Regions from separate parts of the Homo sapiens genome. Here all the other regions are linked to region 3. Evidence: chromatin contacts called from ENCODE Hi-C or POLR2A ChIA-PET data. All regions are on one chromosome and are shown on one strand. The core of a region is the stretch at or near the end of the contact, and the rest is flanking DNA. Distances in the headings are between cores, read along the strand shown. Region 1 has its middle 28 kb from the start of CHAER1. Region 2 holds the start of HOPX (HOP homeobox). Region 3 overlaps LOC105377668 (a long non-coding RNA gene). Region 4 holds the start of CHAER1 (cardiac hypertrophy associated epigenetic regulator 1).

Region 1 (2,700 bases), core at 201-2,700, 68 kb before region 3:
TCTGCCCACCTCAGCCTCCCAAAGTGCTGGGATTACAGGCATGAACCACCGTGCCCAGCCCAAACTTTCCCTAAACTTAAGATTTGCTCTGCTGAAGATAATTCTTCTGACAGTTGTCTTCACCACCTTGGTTGAACCAAGACAGAAAAATCTCATAACCTTAGATGTCCCTGTACTAATAATAGCTAATGCTTCTATAGCGCCAATTACATGCCAGGCTTTGCATGAGCTTTCTATGAACTTTACAAATAGTAACTCATTTAATCCTCATAACAATTTTCCGAAGTAGAGGCTCTCATTAACTTATTTTACAGACAAAGCAACTGAGCCACAGAGAAGCAAGTACTATATCTTGCCAAAGGTAACACAGCTATTGAGTGGTGGAAGTAGGATTTGGGAGCTGGGAGTTTGGTTCCAGAATTCCTGATGTGAACCATTATGCTATTCAATAACCCACATATAAGCTGGAATACAATACTGTCCAGTCTGGCACACTGTGACATTAAAATAAAACATTAAAAACATAGGCCAGGCAGGGTGGCTCAAGCCTGTAATCTCAGCACTTTGGGAGGCCGAGGTGGGCGGATCATGAGGTCAAGAGATCGAGACCATCCTGGCTAACACGGTGAAACCCCGTCTCTATTAAAAGTACAAAAAATTAGCCGGGCGTGGTGGCAGGCGCCTGTAGTCCTATCTGCTCGGGAGGCTGAGGCAGGAGAATGGCGTGAACCCAGGAGGCGGAGCTTGCAGTGAGCTGAGATCGCGCCACTGCACTCCAGCCTGGGCGACAGAGTGAGACTCCGTCTCAAAAAAACAAAAACAAACAAACAAAAAAAAACATAGCTAAGCAACCAAAACAAAATTCCAACATTTAATTGGCATTAAAAAAGATTTAACCTATAACCTACAGCAGCACATTTTGGTTCTCAGAGCCCTTCATTTGGTAGCTTTCCTCTACGAATGTTCCCTGAAACCCAGCCCAGATTATTTTTTATTTTCTTTTTTCCATACTTCTCTCTTAGCTCCTTATGATATAAATTGACTTTGTCTTCTGGCTTCATTCTTTAGTATCCTGTTCATGTAGCCCCTTTTTATACACAAAAGGGTGATCCTAGAATTGACCCAAGCCACCAGGAATTTTACCCCTTGTCCTCCTAACTCTCAAGTCTGCCTTCTCTATGTCTATTTCTGTATCATAAGAAAAACAGAGAACCAGCAAAGACAGAATTCTCTTTGGAGAGTAGGGAAGAGGGAGAAGCTGAGCAAATTAGGAGAACTTCTCTTTAGCTGCTGGGGATGGAGGAGAGAAAAGACGGTCGAATGGGAACACATAGCTAATTATCCTTGTCTTTGTCACATTCCCAGAGATGCATGACTGAGGTGCTATGTCCTTATCATTGCAGACAGGGGGCCAGGCAGAGTGGGGCTGACCCAACAGCACAGAGGGCCTTGGGCGTGGCAGGGAAGCTTACTTCTGCAATCCAGCTCAGCCTGGTGTTTCCTCTGAAGCAGCGAACGGGGGGGGGGAAAGCTCATGGAGGGCCGGGGAGGGTGGCAGATGCCTCCAGCTCTCCAAGCCCTGCTGCCAGCCTCAGACCCAGGATCCACGCTTTGCTTCCAAGCCCGGAGTCTGTTCACAGAAAGGCTGTGAGAGCCACTCCAGGAAAGATTAGAGCCACACTTCACTTTCTCTCAAGGTAAAACAAGGGAACAGACTTTTAAATCCTGGATGTGATGGCCACCTCAGCAAAGCATCTCCATAGGCCCTCTATCCATTCCTGCTGCCCACAGTCATTCATAATTTCTGCCCAGACTCACTTCAACTGTCCATGAAGTCACCCCCAACTTTCCACCTCTCTCCAGTCTCGGTCCAGGTCACATGCCACTGTCAGTCTAATCTTCCCAAATACCAGTCTGATCACACCATTTCCCCACTCAAAATTCCTCAGTTACTCCCCTTTCCCTGTAAGTTCCTTGCCTAGACCTCAAAAGCCTCGAAGCTCCCTTTCTACACATGTTTTTCTTTTCTTCTTCTTCTTTTTTTTTTTTTGAGACAGTCTCCGTCACCCAGGCTGGAGTGCAATGGCCTGATCTCGGCTCACTGTGACCTCTGCCTCCTAGGTTCAAGCAATTCTCCTGCCTCCGCCTTCTGAGGAGCTGGTACTACAGGCATATGCAGGCATATGCCACCACATCTGGCTAATTTTTGTGTTTTCAGTAGAGACAGGGTTTCATCATGTTGGCCAGGCTGGTCTTGGACTCCTGACCTCAAGTGATCTGCCCGCTTCAGCCTCCCAAAGTGCTGGGATTACAGGGGTCAGCCATCACGCCCAGCCTAGACATGTTTTTACATGTTTCCTGTGATCCATCTAAAATCGATGATGTCGATTGCCACGCATGCTACATTCTTCTGCTTCCATGATCCTGTCATTCCTCCTGCGCCTGAAACCTTCCGATTCCCTTGGCTCCCCTCTCCCTCACCTACCAAATTCAAAGACCATCTAAAAAGCTGCCTCCCCTGAGAAAGATCTGCAGATAATTACAGCTGAGTGTGAATTCTCCCCCTTTCATTTTCCGTATCATTCATTGATCCTCTTGGTCTGGCATTTTTCTTATACTACCATATATCCATATATCCCCCCCAATTATTGGAAAATATGTTGAGAGAAAAGGTGTTTTCTTGCTCAACTCTGAACTTCC
Region 2 (2,700 bases), core at 195-2,694, 120 kb before region 3:
TTGTGCATGGACATAACATCTAATTATCTCCCTGGACTTTAGATTTCAAGCTCTTTGAGAACAAGATCCATTTTTTCTTTTCTCTTCCTCTTGGCCTTCAACTTATCTTTTCTCAGATATAGCCCTTAATCATTATTTGCTTGATTGACATAAGACCTTCATGAACTTAAAACCAAGCTTCAGTTTGGTGGCTAAGAAGTGCCTGCCACGTTGAAGGTTTTTAACTCGCCACCACTTCTGGAGAGGTTCCTCAGTCGGCAGCTTCAGCCCAGTTAAAAAAAAATAATAATAAGCATATGAGCTTCATTTAGGTCCGTGGACTTCTAGGAGTCCAGAAAGTGAGAGTCAAGGTGTGGGTTGGGGTGTGGGGTGGAAGGGGAGGCTCAGGAAGCGAGGAATGAATACCTGAGAAAGGTCCTTGGCTTTCACCAGATTCTTGATACAAAGGGATAGACTATGGAATTAATGCCCTGCTCTATTCCTATCTGCTTTTCATGAATCTGTTGTTTAATTATAAATCCTTTACTATCTGCTCCTCCCTTCTCCTCCCTTCCCACCTCCCCAGCACCTTCGTTTTGTTCTCTGCCTGCCCTGGTTATACTTAACCTTACTTAACTAAACACACTACAGGGCCCTGTCCAGTAGCAGTGCCACTTCATGGGAACTGTTTGCATTCCTTTTCTCTTTAAGAGCTTCTTATCTGAACTATGTGATAGATTGTACCTTTTTATTCAATGATTCTTATTCCACTTTACTTAACAGTTTACCCTGAATACTTGGATGCCACTCACATATCACAAACCTATACTTTCTCTAAACCCCAGAGCCTGGGATTCCTTTTCATCTCAAAAAAAAAAAATCACTGTTTTTGTTGTTATAAATAAGTATTATGAGAACCAGAAGTAACAATAAACTGCAAATTCAAAATCAAGCCACTTCTCCATCCAGAGACAGCTCCCTCACTTCCCCTTGTCAAACACAAAACATATTTTAAAACGATATTATGTCTGATTTTAGATAAAAGTCTGGGATGTAGAATAACAATAATCTGCTTCTAAATGAGAAAATCATAGGCATCTGACAAATGCTGGTTTCAAAGTTATCTTTCCAAAATAGAAGCGAGTAAGAAAAACATCTCACCTGCTTGGCCAAAAGACCAACACCAACTCCCCTTCCTCCAAATTCCCCTCGACCCCATGCAGTTTTGTTTGTAAGGGACTGATGTCTTACACCCAGCAGCATTTCCTAGCTTCTGCTTGGGGGTAAGCTTGTCATTCCTATTCTCCCTTTCACCTCTACCGTTTTCCAACAGATGAGCAAATACGGTAACGATAGCATTTTGGTCTAGTTCCTGCACAAACTCATTCCTCTGCATAAAAGGCAGACCTTTGAAAGGTACTTACGTGGAAGAGGCAAAGGCAAGCGCAAGCCCTGGGTTTGGAAGCTGTGTTTGCTGATGCCAGCCTGCTTAAATAGCTGGGCTGGCTGACGCAGGCTGCTGATAGCACGTTTATTTACGCCTATGAGCACACACTCGAGCAAGGACCTGAAAAACCTGCAGCGTGGGCAGGAGGTAAACCACTGAAAGTATGCCGAGGTTACGTCTCTCCTGGTTATTCAGGTTTGATGTTCAGGCTGGGACTTCTGAGAGTCTCATGGAACTTTCTCGTCACTATCTTCTCGTCCCTGACCTCTCTCCTAGCCAAGCAAGCTTCTTCACCAAGATAGGATAAGAGAGATGTGGCTGAGAGAAGACGGGGAAGAGAAAAGGGACCCTGAGTCTTCTCATCCACTTCCTTACTTTGAGCGAGTTTCCAGTTAGATGTTGCCTCATTTCAAAGCGTAGATCTGGTGCGGTTGATTTCACAGCTCTGAGAGCTGGATGCCAAGCTAAGAGCCTGGACAATTGCCCAATTAATGAAAGGTTGTTTTCTTTTGGGCACAGAATGTACACATAAAGAACAGTTAAAAGGGAGAGATTCGGGCTAGGATGATACAGTTTTAGGTCTCCCTCAAAAACGATTCTCATTTATTTCCCCTGCATCTGTACTTTCCTCTTACCATCCCCTCCCCTTCGTTAATGAAATTCCTGTCTAAGAGGTGAAAGATTCCCCATGGGCTTGCGAATAAAAAGCCAGTGTGTGAGCAAGTCTGTGGGAAGATGCATGCAGAGTGTGACAGAGAGTTTAGGGGCTCGTGTGACAATCCGTGGAAATGTTTCTAAAGGCGAGGGTATGTGTGTGGGTGTGAGGACCCGGCTGTTGGATGTTTACGTATTTTATTAGCTAGATACGGGAGCTAATACTCAATTGCAGTGCACTAAACATTATTAGGTGGGTATGATTTTGAGGGAATGAGGGAAGGGAGACAAGGTCTGGTGAGATCATCTGTGGGATTATCTGTGTGTATTTGCTGGTTTGTAGCACAAACCGGTAAGTGCCATCCAGAGAGCCACACCCTATATTATTCACTTCAGCAGAGAAAGAGAAAGCCCACTTGAGTCTCTTGGGAACAGTAGCCATATGTGAAAGAAGAGCAGCGCTCATTCAGAATACCTCTTTCCCTCTTGGAAAAGGGGGTGACGGTTATAAAACATGTGTGGGAAAGAGTAGAGACAGGGGGCCCAGGTTAACCCAACCTTGGTTACCAGAGGAATTCTTTTGTTTCCTGCCTAATTCAATGCCTAACTTCTGACCATTC
Region 3 (2,700 bases), core at 6-2,505:
TTGCGCCACTGCACTCCAGCCTGGGTGACAGAGTGAGACTCCGTCTCAAAAAAAAGAAAAGGAAGAAAACAGTAACAGTAGCCACCAAATCCACTGCAAAGAAAGGAAACAAAGGTACTGTTGATTACAAGTCCCAAATATATTTACAAGCATTTATTTAGTGTGTAAAACCACACTACCCTAAAAACTCTGTAGCAAATGCTCCTTTTGAAAGATTTTTCTGCATGAGTAAGACTTGTTGCAACTTTTGAAAATATATGGTTTAGAAAGACAACTTTCCCTAATAAATCACCTGTGGCAAACAAAGGAATTCTTCACTCTTCCAAAGACCTCCAAACCACATTGAAAATGAAGGTCATCTGTCTCACACGTATTCATTGCCGATTTGATGTGCACAGATGCCTGTGAAAGTCTTTGAATAGAAAACGCTTCTACAGTGTCGCCTTGCTCTTCCTTTTCAGAAAGAAATTCGCTGCCAAACTCCGTATTTGAGATCCTGGACCTTCCACGCTGCCCACATCAGGAGCTTTAGCCAGCAGCCTGGTCAGTGTTCTCAGGCCAATGCGATGTCATTAGGGCTTGGTCCAGTAATCCAGTGGTTTCTAGTATTAGCTTTAGTCACTTAGGGTGTACTTATTTCCAATATAGTGAAGGTCTTTAACGTGGGAGTCGAAAGCCCAAACCATTTCAAATCATGGGTGGAAAACACGCATGAAAATGGTTTATAAAGTATAAACAACTTTGTAAACAGTATAGCCAAGCAAAGATAGAATGTTATATGCATTGCCTGAAGTAATGCATAAAGGCAGAAGTTTTAGCCAGAATGAAAGATTGTGAACTGGGGGAGGGACAGGGGGCGGCAGTGTTGAGGCAGAAAAGCTGGAGAAGAAGAGTGGGAACTTCCTCCTCAACTTGCTGCCCATAGAGAAGCACGCCCCTCTTCCTGATGGCTGTGGGAACTAGGTCAACCTGGACCGCTAAGTTTGAACCCTATCGTGGCAGCTTTTCAAATCCCTTTCCTGGACTCCTACTCCAGAAGGCAAAATGGTTTCGGTTTGTCTTTATTTCCCATCTTTTCACCCAGGTCCTCAACTACATGCTAATCCCCGCCGGACCATCGTTCAGTTTTATTCACAGAAACGGTGCCTTCAAGAAATCAAAGCATAAGAGCCTTCGGAAGCAGCATGTAAGTGCAACGTAACTTTCCCGAGTTTGGTGACGATGAATCGATGAATCGTAGACTGCAGGCTGAGCCGCCTGAGCTGGGAGCAGCAGCAGTTCTCAGGGAGCCACTGCCCCCTGGTGTCTCCACACTGGCCAGGAAGCATTTTTGGTCATGATCTGTAAGAGATTATTGCTGGGCTCTTTCTGACTCGTGCCTTCATCTCATGGCTTTTAAAATCAGACCTTTCTTCCTCCTCTCCCCCACTCTGATTTTTAATAAGACCCATTTTATTATAATTAGCAAAATAGTGTATACTCCTTGAAGAAAATTTGAGTATGATTATTTAATTTCATTAATGTTTTAATGTATTTCCTCCCCCAATTTTTTTTCTTTCTACGTATAAGGAAATCTAATTTTACTTGGGGACAGAAGAAAAGCCACAAAAACTATGAAACCTAATTTTATCATAAATGTCACATAAACACGATCCCCTGCACAGTAAGAAAACCAGTTTTTGAATCTGCTAGAATACTAAGAAACAGAGTTGATGTTTCTCTCTTAAACAATATAAAACATAAAGGATAGCACTTTAGATCATAGGCCCTCATAAAATGTGCCTGTAGTTTCAATACTATGGATTAAGAATACTGGAGCGGGTTTTGGCCGGGCTCGGTGGCTCACGCCTGTAATCCCAGCACTTTGGGAGGCCAAGGCGGGCAGATCACGAGGTCAGGAGTTCGAGACCAGTCTGGCCAATATGGTGAAACTCCGTCTCTACTAAAATACAAAAAGTAGGCGGGCATGGTGGTGCGCGCCTGTAATCCCAGCTACTCAGGGGGCTGAGGCAGGAGAATCACTTGAGCCAGGAAGGCAGAGATTGCAGTGAGCCGAGATTGCGCCACTGCACTCTAGCCTGGGCAACAGAGTGAGACTCCAAAAAAAAAAAAAAAAAAAAGAAGACTGTAGTGGGCCAGTGGGCCAGGCATGGTGGCTCACACCTATAATCCTAGCACTTTGGGAGGCTGAGGCGGGCAGATCACTTGAAGTCAGGAGTTCAAGACCAGCCTGGCCAACATAGTGAAACCTTGTCTCTACTAAAAATAGAAAAATTAGCCAGAAATCGCTTGAACCTGGGAGGCAGAGGTTGCAGTGAGCCAAGATTGTGCCACTGCATTACAGCCTGGGCGACAGAATGAGACTCCGTCTCGAAAAAAAAAATACTGCAGTGAATGCAACTATAGACACTCATTAAATTAAATATTATCTCATTTTCAACACAGAAAAATAAAACTCCCTGCTTTAAAGAGAGAATGTGTCAATTATGTAATTTGGCAGTCTAAATGGTCCCGTTATTGGCAACTGCTTTCACATGTGATTGATCATATTGCTAAATATTGTGTAGGTATGTTGCTTCCTCTCACCATGGAGAATATAGAAACAGAGGCTTAGATCTGGGTATTATAGAAGGAGGTGAGAACGAGGTCTTTGCTTCCCCAAGTTCCTTTTCTTCTGTATTTTATTCATTGTGTGTGTCA
Region 4 (2,700 bases), core at 88-2,587, 96 kb before region 3:
ATGTGAGACAGACATGGCCAATTCAAGTCTCTTGCTAGCCTGCATACCACCAGATTATCAGAAAAGAAGTTTGGCCATTGGAAAGTCTGGAAATACATCTAGAAACCAAAATTCCCTATACTCCCCAGATCCCCTACTTCTGCATGTCTGTCACCCCATGCGTGCTCTGAGATGCAGGTAACAAGGACCCCTCTGGGTTGGTTTCCCACAGGCCTCTGGGATGTGCCCTCCAATGAGACCTTAACCCTGAATGTGTCTCTCATACATCTACAGTCCTAGTGAATAGAAAGGAGAAACCTTACAGATCTGACATCACTATTACTTTTGACTTTAATACCTGCAGTTTCTCCCCCTCTTTAACTTTTTTGCTGGGCCAAGAATCTCTTCTAGTCTCCTCTTGAGACACCCGTTTTCTCATCATCCCAGTATTGTACATGCCTTGTCTGGCTGCCATCCCCCCGGGACAGCAGAGGCTGTTCAGCTCCTTACGTTTGCATTGCGCTTGTCAATCCAGGCCAGTTTTCAGCAAATGCCTCTGTATAGCTCATCTGTAGAGCCCTTGGCAGCTTCCAGAATATTTTAGCCCAAGTTATTTAATCTTCATAAAAATCTTGTATGGTGCATGTTTTTATTCCAAGCCAGGCTCTTCGGGGCTTTTTGCTTTCCTGTAGAGATCAGCAGCAAAAAGAGGTGAGACAAACATTTTTCATTTTCTTTCCTATACTGATCTAAGGTGCTAAGGACCTTGTCTGCAGTTACCTCAGCAGTGATTATTCTGGCAGAGAGAAAGCAAAGACCTCGCAGAAATCAACTGAAGTCTACCTGAAACTCGAGGACTTGGCTTCGGAAGGAAAAACAACAAACTGGTACTTCTCTGGATAAAAAGATCTGGTTCTGATGTCTAACTGGTGATCCTATCTAGAATCAAGTGACAGGGAGGAAGAAGGCTCTAGAAATTAGCTGACTTAAGTACTTCCTGATGTTAAATCTTTCGCCATTTCTATGAGTCCAAAGAAGCACAATATTTGGATCTCTTCAGATTAAATCTGCTCTGTTGATTTGTTCATCAGTGAGCCTCTCAAACATCTACATTGGCAACAACCTTCTCAGGACACGGCCCGTCTGAGAAGCTCTGGTGGGTGCGGGCTGGAAGGAGGAGCTGCAGGCCTCTGCATGTGGACTGGGACCAGACAGCTCTGCCACCTCAGTGTCTGTCGGCGCTGCCAGACTCACGGAAAAGTTCCTTTCATTTCTCACATTTTATTCAGTGCCAGCTTGGGAGGCCTGTAGAGGGTTCAGGGGCCCAGCTACTGTGCTAACCAGAGCACTATAAGTGACAAATGCTGTTTTTTCCTTTTTATCTCTTTCTTTCTGCCTTCCAGGAAGATTTAAACAACAATAACAACAACAACAACACCAAATAACTCACTTTTTACTTTCAAGCACACCCTGTTCCTTCACAAGAAAAAAAGCCCACAGAGCAACTCCATAAAGTCTCTATTCAGCACTCCTTGTTGGTTTTTGGCTCAGGGTTCAGCTAACTCATTCCCAGAGCACACAGCAGCAGGGGAGGTGGGGTTCACAGCAGAGAACAGTAAAAAGATCTCCAGATTTCCTGAGGATTCCAGAATGCACTGGAAAACCACTAGTGTTTCTGGATGAGTGGCATGGAGCACAGCAGTGACTTTATTACCTATTTCACCCCCTTAAATTGGAGCTTGCCCACATCAGGGCTGGCCAGCCACTCCAACCCATTCCTGCCTATACACATCCCCCGTCTGAAAGGGCTTCCTTGGGGGAAACTGGGCATCTTCCTTTGCCATCCCTTGAACAGGCTTTTGTAGGTGGCTTTTGCATTCGTGATTCCTACCTTAGAAGGAGATACCTAAGCCATCCTTCTGGCTGCTCGGGGCAAAAACTTTGGCATCATCCTGGACTCCACTTTCTCACATCCCACTTCCAATACACTAGCTTAGCCGGTCAGCTCCACATTCAAACTTATTCAGGATGTATCAGTCAGGGTTCAACCAGAGAAACTGAACCAGTAGGAGAGTCATATTAAGAGGAATTGCCCTACATATGTTACCAGTTGGGGGTGTCCAGGTTCTTGGCATCTTGAACGAAGAATTGGACAAAACACACAAACAAACCAAGGAAAGAATGAAGCAACAAAAGCAGAGATTTATAGAAAACAAAAGTACACTCCACAGGGTGGGAGCGGCTGAGCATAGGGGCTTAAGAGCCCGGTTACAGAATTTTCTGGGGTTTAAATACCATCTAGAGGTTTCCATTGGTTACTTGGTGTACGCCCTATGTAAATGAAGAGGCTAAAGTGAGGTTACAAAGTTATGTATTTGGTGTACATTCTATGTAAATGACGAGTGTAGTTCCTGTCATAGCTGAAGTGTTTCCATTTGATTTAGTTCTAGGAAGCCCTGAGGTTCCCTGCCTCCAGGCCCGATTCTCCTGCCTCACATAATCATGGGGCTGGTTAGGCCAGTGGGAAATCCATAGGGCACACCGTCAGAAAGAGCAGGTTGGAACTCCTGGGCATGAGCGGAATTGCCATCCACAGGCAGAATTTCTTCATCAGGGAACGCTCAGCTCTTCTAGGGCCTTTCAATGGATTGGATCAGGCCCACCTTCAATCTAGGATTATCTCCCTGGCTGAAAGTCAGTTGATGAGGGACTTTAATCATG

What was found. A loop is a pair of places that touch in the nucleus more often than their neighbours do. ChIA-PET counts read pairs that join two places held with the same protein, here RNA polymerase II (POLR2A). Pooled maps may share reads with other maps.
Region 1: a map of sigmoid colon shows a loop between it and region 3 (7-fold over the local background). The contact joins two enhancer-like sites. A Hi-C loop is called at or near these places in 4 of 168 maps with a recorded cell type or tissue (Caco-2, endothelial cell of hepatic sinusoid, naive thymus-derived CD4-positive, alpha-beta T cell and 1 more) and 13 of 50 pooled maps. POLR2A ChIA-PET finds 5 or more read pairs at or near these places in 2 of 52 experiments (MCF 10A and activated CD4-positive, alpha-beta T cell).
Region 2: a map of dorsolateral prefrontal cortex shows a loop between it and region 3 (2.0-fold over the local background). The contact joins the promoter of HOPX here to the enhancer-like site in region 3. A Hi-C loop is called at or near these places in 8 of 168 maps with a recorded cell type or tissue (CD8-positive, alpha-beta T cell, GM12878, PC-3 and 5 more), 9 of 37 single-sample maps with no recorded cell type and 16 of 50 pooled maps. POLR2A ChIA-PET finds 5 or more read pairs at or near these places in 5 of 52 experiments (A549, HEK293, OCI-LY7 and 2 more).
Region 4: a loop to region 3 is called in a map of Caco-2, with 12 times the contacts of the local background. The contact joins the promoter of CHAER1 here to the enhancer-like site in region 3. A Hi-C loop is called at or near these places in 2 of 168 maps with a recorded cell type or tissue (Caco-2 and left colon) and 5 of 50 pooled maps. POLR2A ChIA-PET finds 5 or more read pairs at or near these places in 1 of 52 experiments (Panc1).

What each region holds. Positions count from the first base shown.
Region 1 is chr4:56,730,606-56,733,305 of GRCh38, forward strand. No RefSeq gene overlaps it. Among named protein-coding and RNA genes, the nearest start is that of CHAER1, 28 kb to the left of the region's middle. Within about 2 kb of position 1,451, at least 2 of the 41 ENCODE cell types and tissues checked have a DNase peak (open chromatin) inside an H3K27ac peak, as active enhancers do.
Region 2 is chr4:56,679,852-56,682,551 of GRCh38, forward strand. It overlaps HOPX (HOP homeobox), which reads right to left and starts at 1,445. Exons shown (of 4, transcript NM_032495.6): 1 at 1,404-1,445. RefSeq lists a silencer at 1,443-1,492.
Region 3 is chr4:56,799,041-56,801,740 of GRCh38, forward strand. It overlaps LOC105377668 (a long non-coding RNA gene), which reads left to right. Exons shown (of 3, transcript XR_941082.2): 2 at 462-543; 3 at 1,085-1,877. Among named protein-coding and RNA genes, the nearest start is that of SPINK2, 21 kb to the right of the region's middle. Within about 2 kb of position 1,256, at least 32 of the 41 ENCODE cell types and tissues checked have a DNase peak (open chromatin) inside an H3K27ac peak, as active enhancers do; they include CD8-positive, alpha-beta T cell, Panc1 and dorsolateral prefrontal cortex, where a contact is called at or near this core.
Region 4 is chr4:56,703,082-56,705,781 of GRCh38, forward strand. CHAER1 (cardiac hypertrophy associated epigenetic regulator 1) reads right to left here and starts at 1,338. Exons shown (of 5, transcript XR_001741702.3): 1 at 1,103-1,338; 2 at 490-665.